Linked DNA regions of Mus musculus: all the other regions are linked to region 2. Evidence: chromatin loops called from intact Hi-C (ENCODE). Cell type or tissue: left cerebral cortex. All regions are shown on one strand. Links, peaks and the distances in the headings refer to the core of each region. The heading gives the core; the rest is flanking DNA.

Region 1 (10,163 bases), core at 2,930-5,429, 86 kb after region 2:
GCTTCTCTAAGTGGTTGTGTTGGTCTTTAGAGACCTGTCTGCCATGCCCTCTGGCTTGCCAGGCTGCGATCTGTGGCCTCTGCCTCCCTTTCAATGTCTTCTTCCGTCCTCCCCTTGAGCAGTCTTCACTTGGGAGTGAAACTCCTTACTGTTTTGTGAGCACACTGATCTCTCATTATCTAGGGACATTTTTTGGTGGTCAGAGTGGTGTGGCAGATGTGTGCATGTGTTTGTGTGTGTGCACATGAGTGTGCACAGTGAGCACATGACTTCTATTATCATTTAGCGGTAGACAGCAGGGATGCTGCTAAGCCTCTCTTATTGTACAGATAGCCACAAAGGATAGGAACTGTGCTCAGTATCAAACCACCCTTCCCATTCCTCTCAGTTTTCCTTTTTGAAAACACCACCACATCCCAGAAGACCTTTCCCGCTGTGCTGCACACTGAAATGTCACTGTCCTTAAAAAACAAACTCAAATGCCACGCATTCTAGGAGTCAGGTCTTGAATGATCTGCCTCCTGCTCTGCAGACGAGATACTTTCTAAGCAGCCCTGAGAGTCTGTCAAGTTGATGAATTGATAATAGTTTGCATTTGGTCCTAGTATTTGTCCGTTTTTACCGCCTGTCTCTTACATTCAGGCTGTTGGGGTGCTGCTAACTCTTGTCACTCTTGTGTCCCTAGCTGTCTTGTCACTGCGTGTATTAGAACTGCTTTGTGCCATCTGATGAGGATGGGTGCATGATAAAGCTTAGACAAATGGGAAGTGTACATTGTTCCATGATCTTTTCTTTTCTCATTAGTAGCTGTTGTGGTGTGCGTGTGTGTGTGCATGCACCCGCACGCATGCCACAGTGCACATATAGAAGTCTGGGAACAACCTTGTGGAGTTGGTTCTCTCCTTCTACCTCTACGTGGGCTCCAGGGCTCGAACTCAGGAACCTTTAAAATTACTGGCTGCTCTTCCAGAGGGCCTGGGTTCGAGTCCCAGCACCCACATGGCAGCTCACTGTCTGTAACTAATGTTCCAGGGATAGATATGCAGGCAAAACCCCAGTGTACAGAAAACCAAAAATCCAACAACGCCAGAGCCAAGATTTTTGTCACTAATTTCAATGAAAGGAATATAGAGAATCTTTGTTCAGTGAAAGCATTTGTGTTTGTTTTTGCAGCTGTTTAGTGAAAAAATAAGTGGTGCCGAAGGAACGAAGCTAGATGAAGAATTTCTGAACATGGAAAAGGTAAAGCTTTTTGAACATGTGACGGGTTAGAAATGGGCTGTCTGTGCCCGAGAGAGAACCGCCTACTATTGGGAATATGACCTGGAGTGGGAATCCAGAATGTTCAAATGCAAGCATGGGGTGCAGAGTCGGGAAGGCAGGACCCCAGTGCTTCCCAGCCCAAGCCAGGATCAGGTTGAACCACATCTAGTCTGGGCAAGTTGAGGAAGGAAACGGAATGTGACTAACTGGTTCCCCTAGTGGCCAGCTGTCAGAATGCATAACATGTGGGCCTTGGCAACAACTCCAGGGCCAAATGGTGCTCATATGTCTTAGAGAGTCAACTGTGTCTCAAGGCTTGTGTGACAAGGCTTTTCCGATTTATAACAACTGATTTATCATTTGGTAATCTAGGCTGTTGTTCCCATCTGTTTCAGCAGCTGCACAGCAAATACTTTTCTGCCATTAGAACCGACATATCAGCTGTGATACAGAGATAAGTATGTGTGCCCGGCTGGCCTCACATGGGGGCATCTAGAATCATATATGCAGATGAAATAATTTAGAAGAGTGTTCCTGGCTTGGCACTCCAATGATGGACTGCAGACTCTGTCCCCTGTCCTGTCCCCTGGTCATCTACCTGGAGAGTGGCTCTGGTGCAGTCGGAGCTGGGTCCACACTGCTCTGCTTCCTCCCCTTTGTCTTGGGCCCTTTGAGCAGAGCTTGTCCTAACGATTAGATTCCTCAGACCGGAGCTGGGGGCCTGGGTGTGGCCGGCAGTGCAGGTTGGGGGAAAGCCCGCTCTGGGTGTGGGTTGGGAGGGCATTCTCTTTAATGTAGGTAGGACCTGGCCAGCCTTCCTCCAGGAAGTGCCCGAGAGGTGTTTTTTTTTGTTTTTTGTTTTGTTTTTTTTTTGTTTTGTTTTGTTTTGTTTTTTCGAGACAGGGTTTCTCTGTGTAGCCCTGGCTGTCCTGGAACTCACTTTGTAGACCAGGCTGGCCTTGAACTCAGAAATCCGCCTGCCTCTGCCTCCCGAGTGCTGGGATTAAAGGCATGCGCCACCACGCCCGGTTTCCTAGAAGTGTTAAGACCCTAAGAAGAGAAGCTTATTTTGTGTTTGATTTTGAAAAAAGAAATTCTGTGCATTGAAAACCCTTTCAACATGTTAATATCATTGACATATCTAAAGTTGATTTTTAAATTTATTAATATATATAATGATAGGATGTATATGGCTTCTTTACCAACTAGATTATTCAATTCATATGCTATACTTAAAAACAAACATCTGGAGTTATGTTATTGGGTTTAGAGTCAAGGTCTGGGCGCTGGCAGCTCTGACAAGCTGGGTTCAGACAGTAAGTAACACCCATCCATGGCATCTGCATCAGCTCCTGTATCCTGACCTGCTTGTTCTCAACAAGCCCGTTAAAGAGGCAGGTGGCAGGGCAAACCTGGGCAGAGCAGCTTATTCAGTGTAGCCCCGTCTGCACCAAGAGAAACACACGAACATTCCATGTGAAAGGAGGCTCTGATTTCAATAGTAGGCTGAGGCGTGTATAACGAGGCAGCGCTGGTCAGGGTGTGGCTGAGGCATGGGTAATTAATCTAGGCCGTGCTGCTTCAGGTCCTGGCCCCAACTTTGCCTCTGTCTCTGCTTCATCTCTTCTGAAAGGTGGATCTTAAGTTGTCAGATGGGGTCTTAGTCAGGGTTTCTATTCCTGCACAAACATCATGACCAAGAAGCAGTTGGGGAGGAAAGGGTTTATTCGGCTTACACTTCTACACCAAAGGAAGTCAGGACTGGAACTCAAGCAGGTCAGGAAGCAGGAGCTGATGCAGAGGCATGGAGGGATGTTACTTACTGGCTTGCTTCCGCTGTCTTGCTTAGCTTGCTTTCATATAGAACCCAGGACTACCAGCTCAGAGATGGTCCCACCCACAATGGGCCCTTCCATCCTTGATCATTAATTGAGAAAATGCCCCACAGATGGATCTCATGGAGGCATTTCCTAAAGGGAGGCTCCTTTTTCTGTGATAACTCCAGCTTGTGTCAAGTTGACACACAAAACAAGCCAGTACAGATGGTATGAAACCGCTTTCTCCTTTGCTGGGCACCAGGGCTTCCTCGGATCCTCTCACATAGCATAGCATCCTGGGAAAGTCCAGTATCAGATAACCAATGGGGTGGTGGACAGGAGGGGGACGGACAGGAGGGGGACAGACAGGAGGGGTTTCTTAGGAATGTCTTCACTCCTGATGGGGCAGGTGAAGTTTTAGCTGATGGACTGAGGTTCCTTTTGTTTATTCCTGTTTAGATTTTTCCCTCCAAAAATCATTGGTAGTGACAGAAGTACAAAAATAATATCTATACTGTAGTATAGGATAGAGGAGCTTGCTGTTAGGTGATTATATGTTACAAAACTAAGTACTTTAAGGACTTTATGGAAGAAATTAGAGTCATCTAAAAGATGACATGAGAATGACCGGGCAATGGGAATAATAACCCACAAACATGCTTACTAAGCAGAAACAAAGGAGCGATGCTAACATCAGAGGATAGCACAGTACCAAAAATGCATTGCAAGGAAAAATGTTTCCTTTAAAAAATTGTCATGTTAATGTAATCTTTAAAATTTTATGCATGCATCTTAATCATATATCCATTTCCTCTTTATCTCCTCAAAATACCCCCCGAAGAACTTTAAAAAAATATAGGAAGATGAAGAAAAGTATCAGAGTTCTGAATCAGACATAGCTTCTAAGTTTGTGAGGTAAAAGCTATGAGGAGGCCTGAGAAGAGACTGAAGTCAGAGAAGCTGCCCACCCTCCCCTCTCTTGTAGTAACAGATGGACCAACGGTTCTCATAGGCTCAAGGAAGGTTTGGGCAAAACATTCATACCGTTGACTGTGTATAAGTAGAGCCTGCATCCCCCCGGGTGGAAGTGGTCACTCTTCCCAGGCTCTTTGGTTGCAGTTACAGAGGACTCACGGGGAAAGTTTCTTAAAGCCATAGAACGAAATCATCACAGGGAAGATGGCTTCCCAACGCCACGTTTGGATCCTCAGAAATGTGAACCTGGGGCAGGAGAGAGGGGTCAGCGTGTAAGAGCACTGTTGCTTTTGCAGAGGAACAGGGTGACCCACAACGGTCTTCAGTTGCAGGGGATCTGGCGCCCTCTTCTGGCCTCCAAGGGTAGCAGGCAAACACACAGGCAAATGCTCATTTATATAAAATAAAAACAAATCTCCTTTGAAAATGTGAAGTCACTTCTTCATTTGAAGGAGATTTTAATAAAAAGTAGAATTATGTATTATGACAAGTGACAGAACTTTGCTTTCCGCACCTGTGACTTATGGCTACATCTCAGATGCAGTTAGCAGGAAATCAGCGTTGATAGAAAGCAAGGACATCACAGAGTCCACAGCTGGGGGATCATCAGCCAATTAAGTCACTCCACATAGAAGGTAGAGCTTAGTATGGGGACTGGAGAGAGGACCTGACGGTTGATATGGAGCACTGCTCTTGCAGAGGATTGCAGTTCAGTTCCCAGGGCTCAGGCTACCCCTTCCTGTAAGCCCAGCTCTAGGGGATCCCATGACTGTGGCTTCTGAGGGCATCTGCAGTCATGTGCGCACAGCCTCTTACAGACATATAATACACACAACTAAAAAGAAACCAGTGCAAAAAGGTTGATAAGTCAGAAGATAATAACAAAAAATAGATGCTAAGTGGTCTTGTTGTTTTGTTAATGAAAAGGTGGAAAATCATAAAGGCCTGGAGGGAGGAGGGAGGAAGCACAAATGCTCATTGCAAAAGAAAAAAAGGGGCTGTAGCCATAGCCACAGGTCGTTTTATAGTGTGTGTGTGTTGTATATTTTGCCTGCATATAAATATATATACATGTATTTTACACACACACACACACACACACACACACACACACACACACACACACGTGGGGCAGTGAGCTGTGCACAGGCAGCCTGGTCCCCGGTCAAGCACAGGCTTTAAACCCTGGTGACCCTGTAGGTGACTTCTCAGCCATGCTTCCTGGGCTCCTGGGCTCCTGGGTCCTGTCCTAGCTACAGCTTCCCACAGCCCCTTCCCACAGCAGAGAGGTGTGTGGCCATTAGTCATGTATGGCAATGCCCCAAGTTCCTGGCATTCTGACTGGACTCCACCCCCACAGTTACCTGGCAACACAGCCAGGTAGTCCTGGCCCACTATAAAAGGAACTGCTTGCCCCTCCTCCCTCACTTACTCCTGCTTCCTGCTTGCTTCTCTCCTGCCCTCTTGCTCCCCCTCTCTCCTCATTCCCTTCTCCCCTCTCTCCTTGTGGCCATTGCCGGCCTCTACTTCTCTACTCTCTCCCTCTCTCTGCCCTTCTTTAATAAACACCTTAAAACCATGGACTGCCTCTTCTCAGGGGGATCCGCAGTGCTGGAGCAATGGAGCAGGTCTCCCTCTAAGGAGCATGCCGGAGGCCTCTCTGTCCTCTCAGCCAAGGCAGCCAGCTGAGACAAGCTGCTCACCACCAAGCCACCAGCCTAAGCAAGACAAGGACTCCCCTCCCCGCGGGACCCAGCCGGAGCTCTCCTCCCTGTCCTTTTCCCTTCAACCCTGGGCCAGAGCCCACCCGTGGGCCCCGCTCTGTTCTCAGCTCTTCTGAAGCATACAGCGGTGTCTGGGATGTTTGAAAGCCCGAAACTGTCATCCTCGGCCTCCATGCGGGCCTGGGGACCCTGAGCCAACGCTGGCAGATCCACTGGGACCTCAGACTGCGCCTTCCCCATCCCCAGAGCGGAGTCCTGCGGCTTCTCACAGCCTGACGCCCACCCGGCAGTGGCTGCAGCTGCATGGGGTCCGCGGCACAGTCAAACTTCCCACATCAGCCTCCATGAGTGGCCCTAGACCCGTGGTGAGCCAGACACGGGACCCCGTTTTTGTTTTTGTTTTTGTTTTTTCGAGACAGAGTTTCTCTCCATATCCCTGGCTGTCCTGGAACTCACTTTGTAGACCAGGCTGGCCTCGAACTCAGAAATCCGCCTGCCTCTGCCTCCCAAGTGCTGGGATTAAAGGCGTGCGCCACCACTGCCTGACTGGGACCCCATTTTTAACCAACACACACATACATGTGTACTGTGTGTGCCCAGTACCTATGAAAGTCAGAAGAAAGTACCAGATCTCCTGGAACTGGAGTTCTGGATGGTTGGAAGATGCCATGTGGGTCCTGGGAATGGAGCCAAGGTCCTCTGGAAGAGCAGCCAGTGTTCTTAACTACTGAGCCGTCTCTCCAGCCCCATGATATCCTCAGAACCCTGTTCTGCTACTCAGCCCCTGTGTGGGCTGGGCCCGGGAGAGTTAGTTGCACGTCCTATATTTAATCAACTGGAGAACACACTTCACAACACACAGCCTTCCCCAACATGCTCATACCTCTGCCTGCCTCTGTTTTTTTTTTTTTTTTTCTTTTGAGTTTTGCCAAAGATGTTTGCATAACAGTTTGTTAGTACAGACACACCTGTGTGTGCACACACCGCAGCCATTCCAGGAGGGCCACTTGGTTTGGTTTCTTTGTATTTATTCACGAGTTAGTTTAGGTTTCCTTTGAGCACCTATCTTTGCCAATGTGTTCAGTACCATGCATAGAATTTCCTTTGTTTCTCCTCCTCATGAGTTTCCTTTCACAATGTATCTTACCAGATTATTTTACTTTATTTAAAAAAATTATGTATAGTGAGAATTCTGAGCTCTGTGGATGCTGACCTTCTGTGGTTCCCCCTCCCCCGTTTGCCACTTTTTGTAAACTCCATGTGCTGTATCTGTCACTGTGTAGTATGACATTTTTGTGTGTCACAGTTTAACTGTGGGATCTCAGGTCAAGCTTGGATGCTTCAGCATTTGGAGACATTCTGTTTTATAAGTTATTACATTTTTGGTTTTTGGTCCATATTTTTATCCTAATACAGTGTGAATCTCACTTTATCCTCAGCAGGATAGGGTTACTAGTGCTGCAGTGAAACACCACGATCATAAAGCAAAATGGAAAGGGAAGGCTTCATCATAGAAGGAAGTCAGGACAGGAACTCAAACAGGGCAGGACGCTGGAGGCAGAGCGGATACAGAAGCCATGGAGGAGTGCTGCTTACTGGCTTGCTCCTTTTCTTTGTAGATCTGCATATGACTGACCATTAATAACTACACAGCACAGTCTATACTAGACTGCTTTGAAATCTTCTCTGCCAATGCCATTAACCCCAAACTGTTCAGTTTAGCTTCAGAAAGACTTTCTGGACAAGGGCAAAAGCAGCCGCATTTATTGCCAAATTATCACAATAATGATCTCTAAGCCACATACTAAAATCCTTCCCCTATGAAAGTTCGTGAGCCAGGCCCCCACAGTTCAAGTCACCTTCAGCATCACTGCCTTTCATGTTCCTACTGAAGCCCTGACTTAAGTGTTAATCTTTTCTAATCCAAAGTTTCAGAGTCCACATTCCTTCAAACAAAATCATGTCAGGCTTATCAAAGCGATACCCCAGCCCCTGGCACCAACTTCTGTCTTGGTTAGGGTTTCTGTTGCAGTGAAGAGACACCATGGCAACTCTTAGAAAACATTTAACTGGTGCTGGCTTACAGTTGAGAGGTTTTAGCTCAGTATCGTTGCCGGAGGACGGTCGCCTGGGTGCTGGGAGATGCATTAGGATCCACAGGCAGCAGGAAGAGTCAGACACTGGGCCTGGCTTGGGCATTTAAAACCCCAGAGCCCACCTCCAGTGACACACTTCCCCAACAGGGCCACACCTTCTAACCCCTGTCTAGTGGAGTCACTCCCTAATGAGCAGCAATTCAAATCTGAGCCTGTGGGGGCCATTCCTGTTCAAGCCCACCACATCAACCTACCATGTTTTAACCAAATGATAATTCTGATGAGATTTTATATGCTAATTTATGGGAAGGTTTGTGTCTTTCTAAAACTAATTTTTATACATAGGGAATTGGATTTTTAAAAGTCTGTCTTCTCATAAGATTTATTCCTTTTTAGGACATGATTTTGTATTTCTCTTGTGATTGTCATCTCCTTTCTCTCTCTCTCTCTCTTTCTTTCTTTCTTTCTTTCTTTCTTTCTTTCTTTCTTTCTTTCTTTCTTTCTCTCTCTCTCTCTCTCTTTTTCTTTCTTTCTTTCTTTCTTTCTTTCTTTCTTTCTTTCTTTCTTTCTTTCTTTCTTGTGGGCTACTGATGGTATAGAATAAAATGAATGAACTCTGTATTGTGGTGGTCCTGGATATCCTGTTAATTTTATGCTAATTAATAACCAGCAATGCAGGAATGGCAGGGCAAAAATCAGTCAAATCATGGCAGAAAAACTCTGCTAACATCCAGCAGGGCATGGTGGTTGTCTTATTAATACCAGGGTAGTTTCTAACATGACTCATTATATTGTGATACCTTCTCTAAGCATGACTATTCAAGTTCACTCTGTAGATACAACTAAGGCTCTCCAAGTGTCTATTCACTGAGTAGAGTTGTAATGTATAGAATATTTCTTATTTTCTCCTCTACATTCATTTTTAACATTATGAAGAAAAGGAAATTAGTGTTGTCTGACGTCACTGAGAAGAGGGTGTTATCTCAGAGTCAGCAACAGAGAAAAGATCACCTCTTCCTAAGATGTTAAAACATCTGTGTTCAAATCACCACAGTAGAGCTGGAGAGATGGCCCAGCAGTTAAGAGCACTGGTTGCTCTTCCAGAGGATCTGGGTTCAATTCCTAGCACTTACATGGCAGATTACAACTGTCTGTAAGTCCAGTTCTAATGGATCTGATGTCTTCACACAGACATACGTGCAGGCAAAGCATCAATTCACATAAAATAAGAAATGTAAAAAAAAAAAAAAATCACCATAGTAGCATTAGAACTTAATTGAATGGGAAATACTGTTGTTGGTTTTGTGACTGTAGCAAGTTTTAAATTCACTAACATTTCTTCTTTTCTTTTCTCTTCTCTTCTCTTCTCTTCTCTTCTCTTCTCTTCTCTTCTCTTCTCTTCTCTTCTCTTCTTTTCTTTTCTTTTCTTTTCTTTTCTTTTCAAAGAAAATAGATATCACCAGTAAAGCTGTTGCAGAAATCCTTTCAAAAGCCACAGAGTATCTCCAACCCAATCCAGGTAATGTCAGAACACGTCTTGAAACATTCTGTTGCACATTTGTGTTCATGGATTCTCTTGGACCCAGCTCCATTGCATGAGGCTGAGACAATTTGGAAGCAATATCCCTGCGTACCAATAATGGAATTCAGTTGTTAGATGCAGAGCCTCCAGTGACACAGTGTGGCTGTAGCGAGTCACAATGTGAGGCTGAAGTGCTGGTCTCAGTGCAGACATTCCCAGATGAACATCTCCCGTGTTCCAGTATTCTTCAGAAACTCACTGCACATTTAAAGAAAGTTTTCTTAGTTATCAATTATTAATTATCAAGAAAGTCCTCTATACTGTTCGGAAAGATCTGTATGTTAACCTGTGACCCTGATGCTGAGGCTGAGCCATGATAGCACAATCTGTGGGAGCCTTGTTGGAAATGAGCACCACTTCTGCCCCAGGCCTTCATCCCTGGGTCCTAGACACCAGTTGTCACAGGATGATGAGAACCGGCAGAAGGTGCCCAAGCCTTGCACTTTTCCTATAGGATTTGCTGTGGGAGTCACTGTGAGTCCCTTAGCCATAGGAATCAGAGAGACACGGCCACACTCATGAGCATGTAAGAGCATGCATTCAGTTAAACCATCAGTGAAGACCAGAGAGTATAAAGGGCTTCAGAGTCGCATGACTAAATTTGTCCAGCCTCATCAAGTGACTGGACTGACCAGTTCTTATCAGCCTATACAAATCCAGTGTCACCTCTACATGAAAGGTTTTCTGGGTGCTTCTATGCACAGTC
Region 2 (10,163 bases), core at 3,911-6,410:
AAACAGGGGGAGATGTGGGAAGCCACATGTGCCATTGTGAGTGGCACTGACTACTGCTGGCCACCACGCATAAGTTTGGACAAACAACCAATGTGTACATATGCAGTAAAGTTTTTTGCAAAGACACTGCCTGGCCCGGGCATGATAATGAGACTTTGAGAGTATAACCAATCAGATGTGAGACATGCAAATGAGGTATGATAATGAGGCTCTGTGAGGTACAGAGAGAGAGTAGCCAATCAGATGAGGAACATGCAAATGAGGCGTAGTGCATAACCAATCTGGGTGTGAGACATGCCTCTCCTAGGCCTATATAAGCAGCACCAGTTCTGGGCTCGGGGTCTTTTAGCCTCTGCAATCAAGCTCTCCCAATAAATGCGTGCAGAAGGATCCTGTTGCAGCGTCGTTCTTGCTGATCGAGTCCGGCGAGCGCAAGAAAAGCCTAAAAGTTATCTGCTCTCCAGTGCTTTGCTCACATTGTGACCCTGTCTATTGCTTCTTATATCTGAGAGTTTTGCTTTACAGGCTAAAGCTATCTGCTCTCCAGTGCTTTGTCCACCTGTGACCCTGTCTGTTGCTTCTTATATCTGAGAGTTTTGCTTTGCATGCTTCAAAACTGTTGTGTTCTGTCATTTTTTGATTGTCATGTCATCAGTGTTTACCCCTTTTATCTAAATAAAAGAACTATTTCATCCTATTAGCAGTTCTTTTGATTTTCAATATTTATATCCCAACTTTTTATATATGCTCCATATATCTTAATTGATGCATTATTTTTGTTAGTGGCTATTAATTTTATGAAATAATAGGTTTCATTGTAATATTTCATACATGTGTAAAATGTACTTTCATCATATTTAGTCCCCATTACCCTGTTCAATAGTCAAGAGCATTTGAATATGGCCTCTAAACAGAAGCTCTACAACCTTGGGTAGCTGAGGGGTAATGATGCTGTGAAGAGCAAGCCTTGAGATGGCCAATGTGGTTTAAGCTAACTGCAAGGCCACTACTCCTAGCTTGAATCACACTATTTCAAACCTCTGCTGTACATATGTAAAGTGTAAAAATCTTCAAGACACTATTTGATCATAGTAGCAAAAGTCTAACATACATTGAATTAAAAGCTCTTAACAAGACAAAAGTAGTTTAAAAATTTTTTTTAAATAACATTTGGACCAAAAAAGAAACCAAAAGAATGGTCAAAAATTGTTTCTATAAAACAAGTAGAACATTCATGTTTTTTATAAAGGCAAGGCACAAAATCCAAGTCCTTGTTAGCTCAATATCTGCTTGTTATAAATAACAAAGAGTAAAGTGGGTAGAATATGTAAATGCTTTTATAAGAGAAGGATCCCTGAGTTTAAAAATGATAAACAATCTACAAGTCTGCATTTGAATAAACCAAGAAGATAGATTTCCACAATTGATTTCCATGTAAGGAAACTTAACTATTCTATTGTAATGGTTAGCTTTGCTTATCAACTTGACAGGATTTGGAGTCACCTAGGAGACACACTTCTGGATGCGCCCATGAGGGAGTTTTCAGAGAGCTTTAACAGGAAGGAAAACCTCCCTGAATGGCTGCCATTATCTCATGGCTGGGGCCCAAGACTGAACAGAAAGGGATGAAGGAGATAATGAGTTAGTAATAGAGTTTCTTCTCCCTGCTCACTGACTGTAGATGCAGTGTGACCAGCTGCATCATGGCCCCCATGATCCCATAGCCTCCCACCCACTGGAATTTGCCCCACTCCCCATGGTGGAAAGGTCCATTCAAATTGGGATTTACCCCTCAAATCAGAACAAACCCAAATGAAATCTGCACAAACCTAATAGATCTACCAGCCATGGAAGAATGCCAGTCACCAACTTCAAAAAGAACCTGACTCCTCAAGGGGGCACGGGTTGAGGCTGTGCCGTTTAAACTTCTATTGGGCACAGAGGTCAGCAGCTGAACATCTCCTACCCAGCCACAGACTAGTCCAGGACAAGGGAGACCATCTTCCCCTAAACCTTTAGTGGGGATGGGATAGCAGAGGAGACTGGGCATTTTGCTGTGGTCACCACTGTCACACCACCTACCTCTGTCTGGTGTCAGTAAGCCCTTGGCTAACTAGGACAAAGAGTGTTGAGTCACATTTAGTAACCTTGTCCCACCACTCATGCTTGTTAAGATGGCCACATCTTCTCCCATATCAGAGGCAGGGCACTGTTGACACCACACTTTCCTAGTCATTGTGAGCAAACCTAGGCATAGAGAGCTGTAGGTGTTCACCCTGTCACACTAGGGTGAAGCTCTGAGGAGTCAGGCAGGCCTGGGAGGCAGGCGCTGAGGCTTCTGGAGACATGCCAGAGCCAAATAGAAGCCCGGATACAGGTGTGAACTGCAAGTGCTCAGGACGACAGGAGTGTTGATGATCCCAGACCCGGTGACGCCGGGAAGCGTCCACAGAATGTCATTTCTTTTAGGTAGAGACTGAAAGTTGCACAGTGTTCGTGTCGGTGTGAAGCATTGCTGAAATGGATTGAAGACATTAGGAGCCACGGGGCCTTTGAAAGGTCAGATTCAGGGAAAATAGTAGACGTGTTGGTGGCACACGAATTAATGCAAAGCTCCTTTTCTGTGACTGGGTTCTGTTCAGTGAGGACCTCTAGACCCCGTGGAAAGGATCTTGTATAAAGGACTCTCCTGGAGACCAGTCTGAACAATTCTCTGGTAAGTAGTGGAACGGAAGGTCCTGTTTTTGGTATGTTGTAGACTGGCTCTTGGTGTGCCTGGTAAGAAGAGGCTCAGCTCACATAACTCTCTCCCAGGGAGCCCCAAACCGCTCCGGCAGACTGGCTAAGAACACAAGTAACTTCTCACAAGCAGGTTTCTCCGTCTAACTACAGTTCCCGGTTCCTCTAGTGTTTCTTCTCTCCTTGAGAACACATCCCAGCGTCCCTTCCTCACAACACACGTCTATCTAAAGCTCTCAGGGATGGGGTTTGGGGAGGGGAGATCTTGCTACCAGTGAGTAAAACCAGGTTTTCCACCAAGTCCCTGAAGAGCAGAGAGACCTCGCGTCCAGAACAATCACAGAGCCAGCTGTATCCCAAGTCTTCCGAAAGAAGTCCTGAGAGGCTCTCCTTATCCCAGGGACATCCCACGGCCAGCCCTTCCACTGGTCCTCTTCTTGGCTCAAGAGCTCCTGGTCGCCACGCAACAATGAAGCGTGGGCGGTCCTAGAAGCTTCATTTGCATGCTGCCGAGGCTCGACCAATGGGCTGCGTTGGGGCCTCGAAACACGGTGTTGCTATCTGCGCGAGCGCCTGTGCCAGTGTGACAGCGCCGTGGCCGTGGCCGTGGCCGTGGGGCGCGCGGGGACCGCCCGGGGTGCCCGCTCCGCTCAGCGTCCGGGCCGCGTGGCCCGGCGGAGCCCCGAGACCACCCCCGGGCGGGGCGCCGCCGCGATGTCGGTGGCTGGGCTCAAGAAGCAGTTCCACAAAGCCAGCCAGGTAGGGAGGCGCGCGCGAGGGGTTTCTGGAGGCGGCGTCCCCAAGGGGTTGCGGGCCATGGACTCGGGGTCTTCATCGGCTTCCTTCGGACTGGGTTTCTGGTCGGCTAGGAGGGCGCGGGGGGCGAGTAGCGGTCGCGCGCTCTGGGCTGCGCGTGTTGGTGCCTCCTCCCCCGAGTCTCGGGTCTCCCGCTGCGCCCTGGCGGTTGTAAATCTGAGCAGTTCGGCTGGCAAGGGATCGGAGGTGGTGGGCTTGGGGATGTGCGCCCGGAGGAGAGCTTTTGGGACCAAGACCGTGGTAGGCCTCCCTCCTGCCCCGGAATCTCTCGTCTGTCCGTTGGGACCCCCACCCCCACCCCCCGCACCCAGGACGCTCTTCTTGCGCCCTGGCTGGGACCCGGCAGTCTCTGTTTTGGCTTTCCAGGGGTTGGGGCTCATCGCTGTGGTCCTTCCCTTGCCGGCCGTCTTCACTGGGTTGGTTCGAGGTTGGCACCAGGCTCCTGCTCTCTCAAAGAGACAGTGTGATGAGGAGACCCAAAACACACACGTAAACAAACCGAGCTAGACACGCCTCCGCGGAAGAGGATGGCAGGTGATTCAGTGGGGGCTTCATGGGAAGCTTCCAGGAGGTGAAGACAGGGCATTTGGGGATTAAGCTTGAGAAAGGATTGTGTCTATGGATTGTTATAGGAAAAGGAGGGCTTTCTGAGCAGAGGAATCTGGAAACAGGGACACAGGAAAGTGTGTGTGTGTGTGTGTCACAAGCAAATTTGCTTTCTAACACTATACTCTTCACCAATGGTAGAGCCTATGTTGTAAAACCTGTTCACCAGCACCTGCGGAATTGTTGCCCTGCCCTCATTTCTTTCCCAGCCTCAGTTTTGCTGAAACCCAGGTGGACTTCATTGCATCTTAAGTCCACGTCGGTGGCGATGTCCCACTCAGGCTTTTCCTTCATATCGATCTTGAGATTGCAGCTGGCCTTAGAAAAATCTTTTTTTTTTTTCTATTCCAGGCGGAAAGACACTGCTAGTCCCTAAGTCACAGCTGGTCCACAAGGAAGCTAAGTGATGGCTGTTCTCAGCAGGGGACATAGGGCAGACAGTGATGCTATTCAGGATGTTAGAAATCCTGGAGGAGAAATCCTGAAATGCTGGGTGAGAGCAGAGATGGTGGATTCGTTGTTGTTTCTATAGTACTTACAAAAGTCTGTGGGATATTTCAGTTGTTACTGGCCTTTGGGCCATTGGCATATCTTATTCTGGAGTGTCTAAGTGATTTTGGGGAAATTCCAATTAAAATGAACATTTTAAAAAGGGAGAGCTGAGGCTAGTGGAGTCGCACACAGTAGTATATAAAGAGAGACTCTAGGGGGTGCTACACTCACCACAGGCACTGGCCACATTTGGACAGTGTTTTAGCCCAGTGCTTGATGAGTAGTGAGCACTTTATAAATGTATGTGTAATAAATGGACAATAGTGGGTTCAGAAGCAATAACTGCTATCACAAGATCATGGGAGGGGGCAGTCGAGTCATACAGAGGGTGGGTAAGCTGTCAGCTTCTACTTCTTTGGTAATGCTAGAGCAGCCAGGAGACCCAGAGTCTCTGTGGGCAAGGCCATGCTAGAGTAACTGCTGGACATGATTGTTACATTGTCGTGCTTAGCCCTAGCAGAAAATGAGGCGCTTGCTCTCTCTCTTTCTCCCCCCCCCTTCTTGGATATGGACTTTATAGGAGCAGCCTTGTGATCACACAGACTGAGTCCTTAGGCGCTTCAGGATGGCTTCTGACCATGGAGCAGAGTGGGTGGTTGAAATCATTGGACTTTACTGGATTTGGGGAAGTATACTGTGTCAGGAGGCTTGGTTCTATTCTTTACAATCAATCAAATCAAACTAGCAGGAGGCCTTCCAGGGGTCACCATTGTCCTTGGGGCAGGTGTGTTCTTACCCAGGCTCTATGCTTTTCCTGCCTGTCTCTGAAATATTTCGTACTTCATTTGACCAGAGAGAGTTTACATACTCTCTCTGGACTTACCAACATGGTGTGGTTAAGAGTACCTGACAGATAAGTTTCAAACCTGTTCTAGATATTTCCGTACTTCCCGCTCTTCTCTCCCCCACATCCAGGTCTTACATAGCCCACCCTAGCCTCAGAGCGGCTACACGGCCAAGCGTGATTGCAAGCTTCTGGGGCCCCACTTCTATCCCTCCAGGGCCCAGGATACAAGAGGGAGCACTCTGCCCAGTTTACACTGAGCTGAGGACTGAACCCAGGGCTCCACACATGCCAGGCAAACACTCTCCTGTCTGAGCCGCATCCCCACCCTCAGACTTCTAGAAGTCTTTCTTAGAAATTATGCAGTACAACCAGCTTGGAGAAATTAGGTTTTGTTTAATTTAATACAAGGGAGCAGAGTAATAAAGAATGCCAGATGTCCTCCAACAGTGTCTCCACAGCGGGCTTTAATTCATTTGGAGCTTTCCCGGGGCAGGGAAAGGGAGTCCCGAATGACATCAGTGGCTAATAATTCCCAGGGATTCAAGGCTGGCTCCTTGCCATGATCAGTTCTGCAACCTTGGAAATGTGACTTAACCCAACTTGGCCTCCTTGGCTTTCTCTCTGCATGATGTATGAGAGGATTCAGAGGTCAGGTCCCTGTGATAAACTTGATCGCACAATGTCTGCAAAACTCTTGTGTATGTGTGTGTGTGTGTGTGTGTGTGTGTGCGTGTGCACACACGTGTGCTATGTAGTGTGTGGGCGTCTGAGGAGGCCAGAAGGGAGCACTGGATCCCCTGGAGCTAATAGGGTTCTAGGTAGTTTTGAACCACCCAGTGTGATTACTGAGAACTGAGCACTGTATGAACTGTGTCCACTGGGCTGGAAGAGCAAAGAGCTTCTAATCATAGAACCATCTCTCCAGTCCCTTGATTGTACACTTAAATAAGCTGCATAGTATGTGAGTTGTACATATGCAGGCGCGCGCACTCACACACACACACACACACACACACACACACACACACGTGTACGTATACGTACCCACACATGCACACACAAGCAGGTACACACATGCATAAAAGAGAGAGAACATCCATCCATCTAGATATTGTGTATGTGTATCTCAGTTCTGAAATCCTTAAATATTTTACTTAAAATGTTTCAGACAAAGACAAAGACAATAGGGACCTTTTGGAAGTAAGGGAGTCTGGACCATGGCAGAGTAAAATGACTGAATGCCCTGGCTACCTGCCCCTCCTTTCCTGACCCTTTCCCTGTCATTGAGGAACAGAGCCCTTGGTTTCCCAGAAAATGAGCTGTCAGCCCTGGACATGATGCCTCATTGTGCCAGGTTTCTTGAGTTTGTCACTAAACACTTTTCAAACTCTTTACCAAAGTTTTAAATAGAACCAGTTGTTCTGCAGGGCTGAGAGTGGAGTTGGTGGAAAGCAATGCAGAGTTCAGAGCTGCCCCTGTGGCTTCTTGCTAAGTACAGCACACAAGCAATAAAGAGATGCTCTGGTCATGCATCTATGTGCTCATCCACTGAGTCTGGGTGCTCGGGCCTGGATGCTCTCCTAACAGCTGCGTTCTTTTCATTCCAGGACCTTCTGACCTCCCAGGGGCTTGAGTCATAGTCCCATGGAAGCCCAGGAACCAGTATCATTTCTGTCTCTCCTCTCCTAAGTCTTGTAGGCCCCATGTTGAATTTACTTCTTTGAGCTTTTATTGTGACATGACCTAACAACATCGTAGGAGATGAGGAAGCCCTTAAGTTAGCTTTTTGGTAACGCAATCTTTCTCTTTTAATGCATCAAGTTCAAAAAGGCTGAGTGTCCATAAGGTCCATGTGTCCCTGACATATCCCCCTGCAGACACTGCCTGTGCAGGCTGGCCATTTATGGGCAAATGCTTCAGGGGAAGATGGCCCTGGTGAGTGATAAGCTGCTCTAGGGAGACAATGAATGTCTTTTGTTTCACTTTCTCATTAGAGAAAAAGATAAAAATGCACTTTGAAAAATCCATAATGATTTATTCTTTCTCTTAGATGCATTGGAAAATATATTAAAGATCAGACATTCTTGCTATCTTTTCACACAGACTGTTTGACAAATTAATTCATAAATCTGAACTCTTTGGTTTGAAAGCCGGGGTCCTAGAGTGGATGTCTAAACCAAACTGATTAGGAGTTTGTTGTTTTGTTTTGTTTTTGTTTTTGTTTTAAATAACTAAAAGATCCAATATAACTCAAACATTCTTTACATTTCCTTCTATAAAGTAAAAATATTACCCAGGGTGTCCTTTGTGATTTAGCTGTAAAGCACACTGGAAACCAGAGTTTCTCCCTGGTTAGATGAGCTTTTTAGTTTTATTAAGTACGTTGAATGCAATTGTATTTTCCAACACTAAGTATGTGGAGGGGTGTGTGCCGTGTGGGGACAGGATGACCCGGAAACTAAAGTCCTTAGGAGACAGAATGGATAGAATACTTTACTCAGCTAAGTGGTAGGTAAACATATGGTGGATGTTGGAGCTCAGCAGAGTGTGGGCAGTTAGATTGTGCGCACCTCTGTGTTCCTGACATCGGGAAGTGCATGGGCTGGGAGGGGTTCATCCTGGAGCTGCCTTTAGACTCCTGCTGTTGGTGCCCCTCTGAAACAGCCTTTTGTTGGCCCTTCCCTTGTAGCTGCCCAGCTCCTCACAGGCAGACTGCAGTGCCCACCTGCAGGCCTCCAGGCCACTCATGGTGGCATCATTCACCCAGTTCCTTGTTCTCTTTCCTTTTCAGTTTCATGCAACCTAGTGTGGTCCCTAATTCTTTATATAGGTGAGGATTTCTGACCCTCACCTCCACAGTGCTGGGGTTATAGGCCTGTGCCATCTTGCATGGTCCCGGAATACCCCTCTCTTCAGTGTTGACTCTTGTTGCTTTCCTGGGTTGCTCTCTGCCAGTCGGTCGGTAGCAGAACTGTGGCTGTTTCAGGCTCTGTGACTTGGGTCCTCCCTGGTGAATCTGATAGGTGAGGCATAGCTCCTCATTCCTGTCTCTGCTCTGGGCCACACTTCAGTAGTCCAGAGGTCCTGTTTGCTCATGTGTGGGTGTTTTTCTGCTTCTCTTTGTGTAACAAGGAACAAAATACAGGTGGCTAGTTGCTTTACGGTGCCTCCCAATCCTCTCATTTTCATTGTCGAAGGGGCTTTGGGCCTGTAGCAGCATCTCTCTTCACATTTCTTTTCTCTCGAGTCATTCTTATCAACATGTAGATATGAGTTCTCCTATCTCAAAAAAAGAGAAAATTCTCCTTTGGCCGAGCCCCTCCCTCGCCTCTCTTTGTATCCCCTCTCTCTTATCAGCAGGTACACTCCATCTTGGCTTCTGTCACACACTTTCTTTTCAGGCCATTCCAACTGAGTTGTCTCCTGTGCTTTGAGGCCATGCATGTTTGGGTCTTAAGTGTCCTTCAGTCTGATAGTCACTTCCACACTGGAACTCTGTGTAGCATTTGACCCATTGCCTGAGGATAGCACCTGCCAGAGTTCTTCCAAGTTCAATCAGCCAGCTGATCCTCCGGTCTCCGTTAATAGCTCTTCATCCTTCGACTGCACAGCTCTGCTCCACGCTTGTGCTCCGGCTCCTGTTTTCTAGACTTGCACTCTTTCGAGGAGGCTTGCCCACATTTAAATACAGTATGTCCTCTGATGAATCTCAACATCGTATTTCTGCTTCAGACATAAATCAGTGCTACCTTCCTCTCAGACACTAGGGTTGAGATGGGAGAACGGGAACTTTTGTCTGTGTCCTCTTGCCTTTTCTACTGGTGATCTCAGATGTCTGCTCAGTCTCTTAAGTAAAACAAAGCGCATCACATGAGTTTATTGGCGTGCTCTTCCTCCTGGCTTTGCTCTGAAAGTGTATCCTTAATTTAATGGCTGTTCTCCGTCACTGCTGATGCTGATCTGCTGATCTACTCTGGTCATTTTCCCTGCCCCCCCAGCCTCCCCCCCACTCCCCGGCTGCAGTAGCTTCCTAACACATTGTTAGACCTCTGTGTCTGCCCTCCTACGTACATCTGTTCACTCATGGTGCCAGGATGCTCTTCCAAAGATACAGCTCGAGAAAGCAGAAGACTGAAAACGCTGGAGAAGACAGGAAGCTATCTGTTGGTGGGAATATATTTTTTAAAAGCCACTGTAGAGAACAGTGTGGAGCTCTTATGTTATCCCCTTCTGGGTGTATAACCAAAGGAAGCAAAAGCAGTGTGCTTAAGAGTCACTTGCACATCTGTGCTTATTGTGGAGTTGGTCACAAGAGCTGTAGAATCAACCTAGGCACTTCTCAGTGCGTGGATGGATAAAGGAAATGTGACACACAATGGATTATTATACAACCACAAAGAAGAAATAAAGTCCTGTCAACTGTAGTTAAAAAAAAAAGACGTAACTGTAGTGTATTTTGTTAAGTGAAATAGAAAAGCAGGTTCATGCTGTATCCACTGAAATACCATATAAATTCAATGAATATGTTCAGTTAATATATGCTATAACAGAACCATCTCTAAGGCCGTGTTAGTCTAGTGACATGTCTTCATTGGCTTCTATGTGAATATAAAAATAAAGCTAACTTAAAATGTTAGTTTTCACTCTGCTAGTTTCTTTGCTC
Region 3 (10,163 bases), core at 4,749-7,248, 67 kb after region 2:
AGTCTAGATTCCAGTGGTGTGTGCTGGGCTTTTTCAACTTTGTTGGGAGCTATTAAGACAACACAATTGTCCTGATCTCTGAATTGGGCCTCTCCCCCCCCAGAAGAAAAGGGGGTCAAAAGCGGGCCACCGACACACCGCTCTGAGAACAACCACAGATTGTTCCAGCCCTAAGTCAGCGCTGGATGTCCTGACCTCAAGATGTACCCTGATACTGCCAAGTTCCTGCTTCCCCGTGTAGTCGCCAAAAGAAAAATTTCCGCTGCCCCATCCTGCCTGCTGAGAAGTACTTCCTCTTTTTCCAGTGCCCCATCTCTCCTGCTGAGGTGCATTTCCTCTGCCCCATTCCTCCTGCTAAAAGGCACTTCCCCTTTTGCTTGTGCATTTAAACCTCGGGCCTGGCTAATACATTGGGGTCCTGATGCAATTCAGAACGTTTCCGTGTCGTTATTCGCACAAGACCCTCGTCTCTCTCTACCCCCCATTTGGTTCTTAGGAGAAGGTCCCCTCGAGACCCTCGAATAACTGGACCTGCTGGATGGGTCACAACTTGACACAGGCAGAGGCCAGTTGGGAAGAGGGTACCTTGTTTGGGAAAATTCGCCTACCCGATCCTGTGGGCAAGTCTGTCAGGTATTTTCTTGACTGGTGGTTGATACTGAAGGGTCCAGCTCGCTGTGGGTGATGCTACACATAGTTAGGTGGTCCTGGGGTGTATGTATAAGAAAAGAAACCAAGCAAGCCAGGAGAAGGAAGCCAGTAATCTGCATTCCTCCATTGCCTCTGCTTCCTGCCCTGGGTTCCTGCCCTGCCTTCCCTTCATGGTGGACTATAAAATGTTAGCTGGAATAAGCTCTTTCCTTCTTAAATAGCTTTCGATCCCATTGTTTAATCACAACCATAGAAACCTCACAGGACTGCAGTTTTCTGAGCTGCAGTTGATGTCAGTAACTAACAACTCGGTAAGTGGCAGACCAGGAGGGGAAGGCGACTTATAAATGTTGGTTTTAAAAGATGTTCAGAATATTCGAGAATATTTCCAGCAGATGACTAGGTGAAAAATATTGACGTTCAAGAGACTCCTGGATTTTCAAGTCAGTAGCATGTGTGTGCAGTTTAACTTTTCTGTGACCACAGGATGACAGCGGCAGGAAGATTAGTTAGGGCAAGGGAGAGCCAGGAGGCCAAGGATGTCACCCTGGGTGAACAGAGAGCAAGTGCAGAAGTCACTCAGGGGAAGAGGCCAAGGACAGTTTTACCAGAGGAATGGTCAGGATGCCTTGGAAAGGGTCTGCTAACTAGGAGCCACAGTCATCCCTGGGCTGCAGCAGAGGCGACTGATGGGGCAGATCCTGTGCAGCCCGGCTGTGAAGTGTGTCAGGATTGGGTGTGGCTAGGGATAGTGCAACTACAGAGCCGACTGACCTGGGCTCGAGTGGGAGGCCACAGTGTCTGCCCTCTGTGTTTAATGTCAGGGCCTCCATCTTTGCCGGCTGACGCAACCTCAATACATCTCATGGTCAGTGTGGGGAAAAGGAACAAAGAGGGACACTCGATGCTAAGAAATGAAAAGCCTCCCAGAAACTCCCACCGCAACTGACTTCCTTCCGTCTTGGTCTGATTAGCTACGAGAAAAGGGACTGCTTGTAGCTGGGATGGGGGCTGGAGAAATACAAACTATTCCAGCGAAGTGGTGTGTTGCCTGAGCCGGAACAAAATCTGCCACAGGGAGACTCGAGTCTTCATCCAGTGGGCAGAAGACAGAGGTGGCTTTAGTTGGGCTGAGAAAGGAGTGGGAAGGGAGAGAATGCCCGGGTCTGGTCTCCTTGGGAGGCTGTTGTTATAGGTATGGATTGGAGGAGCTCGAAGCCAGTAGAATGTGGCGACATAATGGGAGGTGGTCTTTCAGAATGTGAAAGGCTTAGGTCAATGTCAGATTGATCTGAGAGGGATCCCTGTATGCCTGCTCTTGGATAATGCACAGACACATGGAGTGTAAGACACATGGAATGTATGCAAGCTGACAAAAGGGTGTTCTAGAAACGAGCCTTCTAGAGTTAATAGGTTAGAGGAGAGAGAGTATGCACGGGGTGATAATCTGGAAAATACTACCTTGAAATGATCCACGTTCTGTCTTGTGTTTCCCACTCTGAGGATTATTGCAACACCCTGCACAGATCCTGTGCTCTAGGCAACAGTCCCGCATCAATGCTGGTTGCTGTTTAGGTCAACTTTACAGTAACCAGAGCCACCTGGAAGAGGGAACATCAGTTGAGAAAATGCCTTCATCGGATTGGCCTGTGGGCAAGTCTGTAGGGCATTTTTTGGATTAGTAATAGATGTGGAAGGCCCAGTCCACTGTGTGGGGTGCCACTCCTGGCTGGGTGGTTCTGGGATCTATAGGAAGGGAAGCTGAGCAAGCCATGGAGAGAAAGCCGGTAGGCAGTGTTCCTCCACGCCCACGCTTCAGTTCCTACCACCACTTCCCTTCATGGTAGACTTTACTGTAAGCTGTAAAATGAAATGAACCCTTTCCTCTCCAGGCTGCTTTCGGGCATGGGGTTTATTACAGAAATAGGAAACTAACCAGGATTATGTGATTATCATTTTCATGTGACCATTACAGTGTGATCATCCACTTGAAGTCCGTCCCCCTTGCTCAGCAGGGGCTGACCTCAGGCAGGCTGTTACCTTGGGTCCTCCTGAGGCTCTCCTACCAGATAGCTTCCTGCCCTGTGGGTGTGTAGGGGAGGAGTTGGAGAGAGGGAGAGAGAGAGAGGGAGAGAGAGAGAGAGAGAGAGAGTATAGGGAAGTTTCTGCTTGTTTGGTGCTGTGGCAGATGGCTTTGATCTCCAGGGTTCTGGCAGGTGTGGGGGCTGACTCCCTCACAGATGTGGCTGTTTCTCACGGAGCCCCCTCTGGCTAGTGTTTGGGAGCCTTTCAAGGTTTTAGGGGTGGTGCATCGTCTTTTTAAATTTTTAAGCATCTTTGGGGTGGATGGCCTCTGTAGCACCTTGAGATCTACTTCTGTCCTAGGGCTTATCTTGCATTTCCCTGGGTCTTGGGGGGCACACAAAGACATCCTCCCTCCCTCCCTCTCTTACTCCAGCTGGTTTAAGCTTCCCGATCATTGCTGTCTGTAGATAGAGATTTTTAAACTCCAGTTCTATAGATTTTTTAAAATGCTACCAATCTACTGACCTGATCTGAAGCTCACAGGGCCTTTGAGCAGGCCAAGAAAAATGAATGAGGAAATAAAACTATTGGACTTCATAAAGAAGAAATTAATGTTTTTTTAAGAAAAATAAATTAAACCTTAGCTCCAAGTGCTAAAACCAAAAGACTCTGGAAGATAGCTAACCACAATTTTCTCCCTCATACTTAATTCTTAGCAACATTAGATGTCAGGAAACAGTAGAACTCTCAGTGCCCAGAATAAGGAGGACGGACCACAGTCAAAAAGTCCAGTGATGTTCCTAGCCTGGTACACAGACGATATTAATTGTCTTAGTCTTCCCTGTTTTTGTTTTGCTCTTGTTATTGTTAAACAGTGCTGACATATAAAAGCCTTTTCCTGGAAAGCTTACAGATCAATATGTATGACTTACTGTCATAGTGTAAAAGAATGCATCGCTCTGTAGATGTAAGATGACATGACCAAGGTGTGGTGGCTCGTTTTTTTGTCACCTGCAGGTAGGAAGCAGAGGCAGGAGAGTCATGAGTTAGAGATCAGCCAGGTCTCATAGCAAGATTCTGTCTTAGAAAACAAAGCAAAACAATCAAGACCCCCAAAACCAAACGAGAAAAAGACAGAAGAGAGAATTGTCTGAGACTGATTACATCAGGGAGGGAATAGAGGGGCTTTGCCTAGCATATAGCTAAGCCAGTGTTAATATTTCACATTTCCTAGTTTTCAGTATTATCTCAAATCTATAAAACACTGTCTATGTTAAAGGAGCTACCTATGTCAAAGACTGGCTAATGTGCATTTTTATATAAAATGAAGGTTCTTGGGGCCATGGAGCTGGCTCAGCAGGGAAGCACCCTCACCGCACAGTTGTGACAACTCAGGTTCCATCCCTAGAATTCACTGGAAGGCGAGAATTGACTCCCTCAATGTCATCTGACTTCCAGTGAACTTAGAATCCCTTCCGGAAATAAGCCCACACCAGGCCTGAGGACAACCTCACTTGGTGTCAGGCAAGACAGTCAGGGACTGGATGCATGGTTCAGAGCAGCCTCAGCAGAGGGGCTGAAGCCAGACTTCTTTCCGCTTCTCATCTCTTGGTGGTCCGCTGGGCTGGTTCCTTCAGTATCTTCCTAAGGAACAGTGACTTAAGCTTTGTCACTTATATTTTTAGTTCACCTAAAAATCCCAAACTGTCCTGAGGTTCTGGGCTTCAGGGAAGTGCAGAGGGAAGTGCAGAGACACGGCTCCCGTGTGTGTGTGTGTGTGTGTGTGTGTGTGTGTGTGTGTGTGTGTGTGTGTGTGTGTGTGTGAGAGAGAGAGAGAGAGAGAGAGAGAGAGAGAGAGAGAGAAAACGAGAACACAGTCTGAGATGTGGGAACCTGAACCTGATATTCCCTGACACCCAAGCATCTAGTTACCACTAGAAAACCACACAGAGCCATCGGGAGCAAAGTGTCAGGGGTCCACGGCCGGGACTGTTGGGGGCCTGAGGGCTCAGTATGGGGGCCGGGTCTAGTCTGGAAGGGCAGAGAGGCCTTCTATGGGAGTGTTAGGCAGCATCTCTGTAGGCAAAGGTCTTCTCCATGCTACCCCTTGGCGGTGGTAGATGAAAGAGACAGTCCTTAGTTCCAAACTGTTTACTGGTTGTTCATCAGGAAAATGGATGCGTACCCACTTCTCAGGGTGAACCAGAGATTAAATACCTTTTGCAGGAAGGAGGATGTCTGGAAAGGGAAGCTTATTGGCTAAACTCTCAGGGCCTCTAGGTACCTCATTAGCATGGAGAACTCTGTTTGGGGCTATATGACAGACAGGGGGAGTGTGGCACACACCTTTCCAGGCCAGGAGTCTGGCAGGGAGCTGGGAGCCGCCTACCATCTCAGGTGTGTACCTGAGTTTCCAGGGACTCAGACCCCCTCTACCTTACCAAGTTTCCTGGCAAGGTCTTCTATCCCACAAGCCTCCGTGCCTTAGTCAGCTGTTTTTTTCTGGAAAGTCCTAAGCAGCGGTTCTCAATCTGGGTTGTGACCTCTTTGGGGGAGTGTCAAATGACCCTTTCACAGGGGTCACCTAAGGTCATTGGAAAAGACAGATATTTACATCATGATTTATAACAATAGCAAGATTACAGTTATGAAGTAGCAACATAAACAGTTTTATGGCTGGGCTCACCACAGCCCGGGGAGGAACTGTATTAAGGGGGCACAGCACTAGGAAGGTTGAGAACCACTGAGCCTAAGCTTCCTTGTGGATACTTTTTTCTTTTACCTGGTTTCCTTCAGATTTCTGGGATTTCAGGTTGCCATTAGACTGGAGGGCTCTGCTGAGATAGATGTGTGGGTGGCTGGGGCAGGTTTTGTCTTTTGCCTAGGTGTGTTTTTTCTTGACCTTGGGTATGTGTGGTGACTGGATCAGTGGGAGCAGCAGGAAGCCACCAAGAAAGGCTTCACTCTGGGACTGCAGCACTTTCCTCTTGGGGGACAGCAGAGTTTTCTCCTGTTGGAATGTTTGGAGAAACCTGAAGCTTCTCTCTGATCCTGATCTTACTCTAGGCCCACTCATCACAAGGGGAGTCCACCCAGACATGAGTGCAGGCTGCAAGCTCCCACAAGCACTCCCAGAGGTCGGCTGCTTGATGGATCTGATGGTGTCTGTTGTTTGGTGTGAGACACTGGTCTGTACTTCCCGTACTCGAAGTGGGAACTGCTGTCGCCAGTTTGCACATCAGGAACTGAAGATGCAGAGCGCTTTGATAATTTCCCCAGACTCAGATCTCTGTTTGTCAGTGGAGCAGGGAGTAGAACCCAGATGCTGTAACTGCAGAATTTGCCTCTGGATGTAGTAGAGATGTGGTTAACAGAATGGGAGTGGGTAATCAGTCCCTTTGTCCTTCTTTCATTTATTGATCTGTTTGCATGTGCCTATACGTGTGTGTATGTGTGTGTGGTGGTGTGTGTGCATGTATGTGTGTTCACAGGAGTGCTCCGTGCATGTGCCATTGCTCAGTGCTGGACCTCGCCTTCCTCCTTGTTTGATACAGTGTCTCACTTGTTAATTGTTGTGTTCACAGCCTGGCGGGCCTGCACACTTCCAGTTATTCTCTTGTCTCTGCCTCCCATCTCCTGGTGGGGGGTGTGCGCGGTTAGACTCTTGCTCTACTGTTTTTGGCTTATACATGGTTGTGGGATCTGAACTCAGATTGTCAGGTTTGTACAGCGGGTGGTTTAAACACGGAGCTATCTCTTCAGCCCACATGTGATTTTTTTAAAATGATGCCCATATTGTGCTTTGGGGATCACTCCTGTTCTTTTGATGTTTACATAATTTAGGCTTGGAATTCCCCTGTATTTGCTTTGATCTAGGGAGCAGTTTTCTACCACTTCTATATTGGTGATAATTTTCTCCCCTCTCTGATCCCATCTGCTTTCCATCTTCTAGGAAGCTCACACCTTTCCTGGATTGCTGCTGGCACCTTTCCTGGTTTCCAGCCCTGTTATGGGTGTGTCCGCTGCCTCCACATATAAGACATTTATTTAAAGACACCTGGTGGAGCTGAGAAGGATGGAGGCTGTCCACCAGCTTGGCTGGTTTGTGTGGTGTTTACTTGCTATCTGCAGTTCCTTTACTCGTGGCAGGGTTGCTTCTTTTCTCTTGTCCTGCTGTGATGGTGACGAAGCCCAAAGCAGGCATCATGGCTCAGGGTACACAGCAGAGGCATTACAGCCCCTGAGATTTCTTTTTCTTAGAAAAGATGAAAGTCCTTATTGTGCTAGTATGAGTCTGCTGATCATAGATGACCCACTCTGGATTGTCAGGCAATGTCTCATGTCTACTGTTGAGATGGTAGGAAGATTCGGACCACCATTGCTTGTTTTATACAGGTCTAGACCAGTGATTCTCAACCTTTAATACAGTTGTGACCCTTTAATACAGTTGGGGTGACCCCCCCAACCATAAAATTATTTTGTTTCTACTTCATAAGTGTAATTTTGCTACTGTTATGAATCACAATATAAATAACTGATATGCAGGATATTTGCTATGCAACCCCTATAAGGGTTGCAACCCACAGGTTGAGAGCCATTGCTCTAGACAAATAAATCAGAAAGAATACATTGTATGTAAATGTTAAAACCATTGAGTGCTGAATTGCATCGAGAGATAGGCAGGCGTATTTACATGCCCACAGGGAGTGAGTGGCATCTATTAATATATATCCTGATATATTTGAATGAATGACATGTCCATGTAACCTGTTCACGGTATAGGTATTAAGGGTTAGGGATATGAAGCAGCTGGAGCCATGCAAGGAGGAAGACCCGATTTCAGCTCCCTGGCATCCACATAAAACTCAGCTTGGTGGCACATACCTATAACCTCAGTCCTGGGGAGGTGAAACAAGGAGGGTCCCTGGGGCTTGCCAGCAGAAACATCCAGATCCTGGGAGAGGCCTCGTCTAAGAAATAACGAGGAAAGTGATTGAAGAAGACCCTTGTCATTGGCCTGTGACTGCCACACGCATGTACATACAAAGATGTAAGTAATACCAGCACCAAGAAGGCTCCCTTAAGGCCATAGCAACATTTATTTCGACCACTACATTTTAGTATATTCTATTAAAGATTTTATGGCTTGATTGGTTTGCTTGCATTTGTGCATCTGTACCATATGCAAGCTCAGTACTCTGGAAGACTAGAGGTGGTGTTAGATCCCCTGGAACTAGAGGTAGAGGTGATAGTAAGCTACTATGCAGGGTCTGGAAATCAAACCCAGGCCCTCTGCAAGAGCAGCTAGTGCCTCAACCTCTGAGCCACCTCTCCAGCCCTGTAGATTTAGTGTATTCTACTTTTGACTTACGTGACTAGAATAACATAGCATGTTCTCCTTTATTTCTGGACTTTATGTCATTAGATTCACAGAGCATAAGAGTCACGGTCTTAGAGTTTAAGTTAACACCATGAGCCAAGCCTGCAGGAGGAAAGTGTTGCTTTACGTTTACAATTCCACAAGGCAGAAAGTAAAGCAGGGCAAGGAGGTGGGAGGCAGGGACTGGTGCAGAGACCATGGAGGAGTGCTGCTTACTGGCTTGCTCCTCATTTCTTGCGCTGACCTGCTTTCTTATGGCACCCAGGACCACCAGGCCAGCTGGGAGTTCACCTGCAATGGAATGGACCCTCCAATATCAATTATCAGTCAAGATAATGCCTTAGGGGCTTGTCTTCAGGCCAATACTATAGAGGCATTTTTTTTTTTAAGTGAGATTTTTTTTCTTCTCACATGAGCCTAGCTTATGTCAGGTTGACATAACAACTAGCTAGCAAACTTGACCACGTGTCAACAACACAGCAACATATCATTAAGTCATAGCCTCTTTTCTTGCTTATACTCCAAATCTTTTTATTAATATCAGTATCACAGCATGAAACATTTGGAAGCATGAAATTTCCACAGTTTCAACTCTTTTAAGGTCCAGTCTTTAAAAAAAAAATCCAAAGTCTCTTTCATTTCTCTAAAGTATCCAAAATCTTGGCAAAATGTCTGTCTCTTAACTGTGGGCTCCTATAAAACATAAGTTAAACACCATCTTACTCCATAAGGGAACAAGGTCACAGTCACAGTCAAGTCAAATCAACCCAAAACGTAACAGTGTTAGAAGTTCAGTGTTTGATGTCTGGGACCCACTCCGGGACTCTGGGGGGACCCAGTAGCTAGCTGTGCTCATCTGGCCTGCCCTTCAAAGCTCTGTCTCATAGATTCAGGGTGGAACCCTTCCATGGCTGCTGCTGTCCTATGCTATTAGCGTATCCAAAATGCTGGGGTCTCCTGCTGCAACTGAGGTTTCACCTTCACCAATGGCCTCTCTTCAAGGACTCCAGGATGCCACACAGTACCAGCCCTCAGATTTTTTTTTCCATAACCACTTCATATATTCAAAACTCGTACCACCTGGGTGGCTCCTGCACTACCAGGTCTGCCTGCCAGCATGAGATGCAGCCTCTCCCCTTTCTGGACTACAGTTTCTGGGCTGACCCTGATGTAGCACACACATCTCAGGGGATTTTAAATACTCATTGATGCTGGCCCCTTAATCAAAGCAGATTCTTCAGCTCCAGCTGACCATTATCAGTTGTCCCAGCAAAGCCAAAGTTTTACTCCAGTGGTTCTGGTCTCTGGTTAATCACAGCAGATTTTTCAGTTCCAGGTGACCAGACACCACAGATTTTTGAATTCAAAATATCGAATGGCCCTGATAGAGCCTTTAAGGGACCCTCAAACTTCTATGTGAACTGTCACAAGCCAAACCTCCAACATCTGCATCTCTCACCCTTCCTCTCTTCCTGCATCCCACCCAGAACATCACACAGGGCTCTGAGCACTTAACAGCTTTGTAGCCCAAAGTTCAAAGGCCACCACAGCCCACCTAAAAACACAAGGTCATGTCTGTTACTAAAAACACAAGGTCATGTCTGTTACGGTGATACCTCGTGACTTGGAACCAATTTCTGGCTTTTATTGCTGTGATAAAACACCGTGATCAAAATCAATTTGGGGAAGAGAGGGTTTATTTCAGCTTATAGTTGTAGATCACACTCCAACACTGAGGGGAGTCGGGAAGGAAATCAAACAAGGGAGGAATTCAAATGCAGATGATGCAGCCTTGGACTGGTGCGGTTACTGGCTTGCTCCCATGGCTTGCTAAGCCTGATTCCTTGTAGCATCCAGGACCACCAGCCTAGGGGTGGCATTGCCCATAGTGAGCCAGGCTTTCCCATACCAATTATCAAGTAAAACAAACTTCAGGCTTGCCTACGGGCCAATACTATGCAGGCGTTTTCTTGATTGATTCCCTCTTCCCACATGACCCTAGCTTGTGTCAAGTCGACATAAAAACCAGGCAGCACAATAAGCACTCTTGATTAGACTTTTGCCCGAGATGGTCTGCCGTTGCCCGAGGCACTGTGTCTTCTCGTTT

What was found. A loop is a pair of places that touch in the nucleus more often than their neighbours do. Peaks named below come from ENCODE experiments on the same cell type or tissue, not always from the same donor. Only the 100,000 strongest peaks of a DNase experiment are listed, where the experiment ranks them.
Region 1: it touches region 2 in a loop (3-fold over the local background); 7 of 42 quality-filtered maps call a loop at or near these places.
Region 3: a loop joins it to region 2, with 2.5 times the contacts of the local background. A loop is called at or near these places in 8 of 42 quality-filtered maps.

The regions. Positions count from the first base shown.
Region 1 is chr7:82,258,959-82,269,121 of GRCm38, forward strand. Sh3gl3 (SH3-domain GRB2-like 3) reads left to right here. Exons shown (of 9, transcript NM_017400.7): 2 at 1,174-1,242; 3 at 9,322-9,394. Among named protein-coding and RNA genes, the nearest start is that of Gm32903, 8.1 kb to the left of the region's middle. In left cerebral cortex, for the core only: a CTCF peak has its summit at 4,409 (motif pointing left); a DNase peak (open chromatin) is centred at 4,399.
Region 2 is chr7:82,171,522-82,181,684 of GRCm38, forward strand. Sh3gl3 (SH3-domain GRB2-like 3) reads left to right here and starts at 3,275. Exons shown (of 9, transcript NM_017400.7): 1 at 3,275-3,498. The coding sequence starts at 3,454. In left cerebral cortex, for the core only: a CTCF peak has its summit at 4,862; DNase peaks (open chromatin) are centred at 3,988 and 4,753; H3K4me3 peaks cover 596 bases; H3K27ac peaks cover 243 bases.
Region 3 is chr7:82,238,172-82,248,334 of GRCm38, forward strand. The region is part of intron 1 of Sh3gl3 (SH3-domain GRB2-like 3); the gene reads left to right. Gm32903 (a long non-coding RNA gene) reads right to left here. Exons shown (of 7, transcript XR_003946814.1): 4 at 7,561-7,646; 5 at 3,609-3,687; 6 at 2,113-2,252. Among named protein-coding and RNA genes, the nearest start is that of Gm32903, 13 kb to the right of the region's middle. In left cerebral cortex, for the core only: no CTCF peak of the experiment used is centred there; DNase peaks (open chromatin) are centred at 5,879, 6,374 and 6,695; H3K27ac peaks cover 327 bases.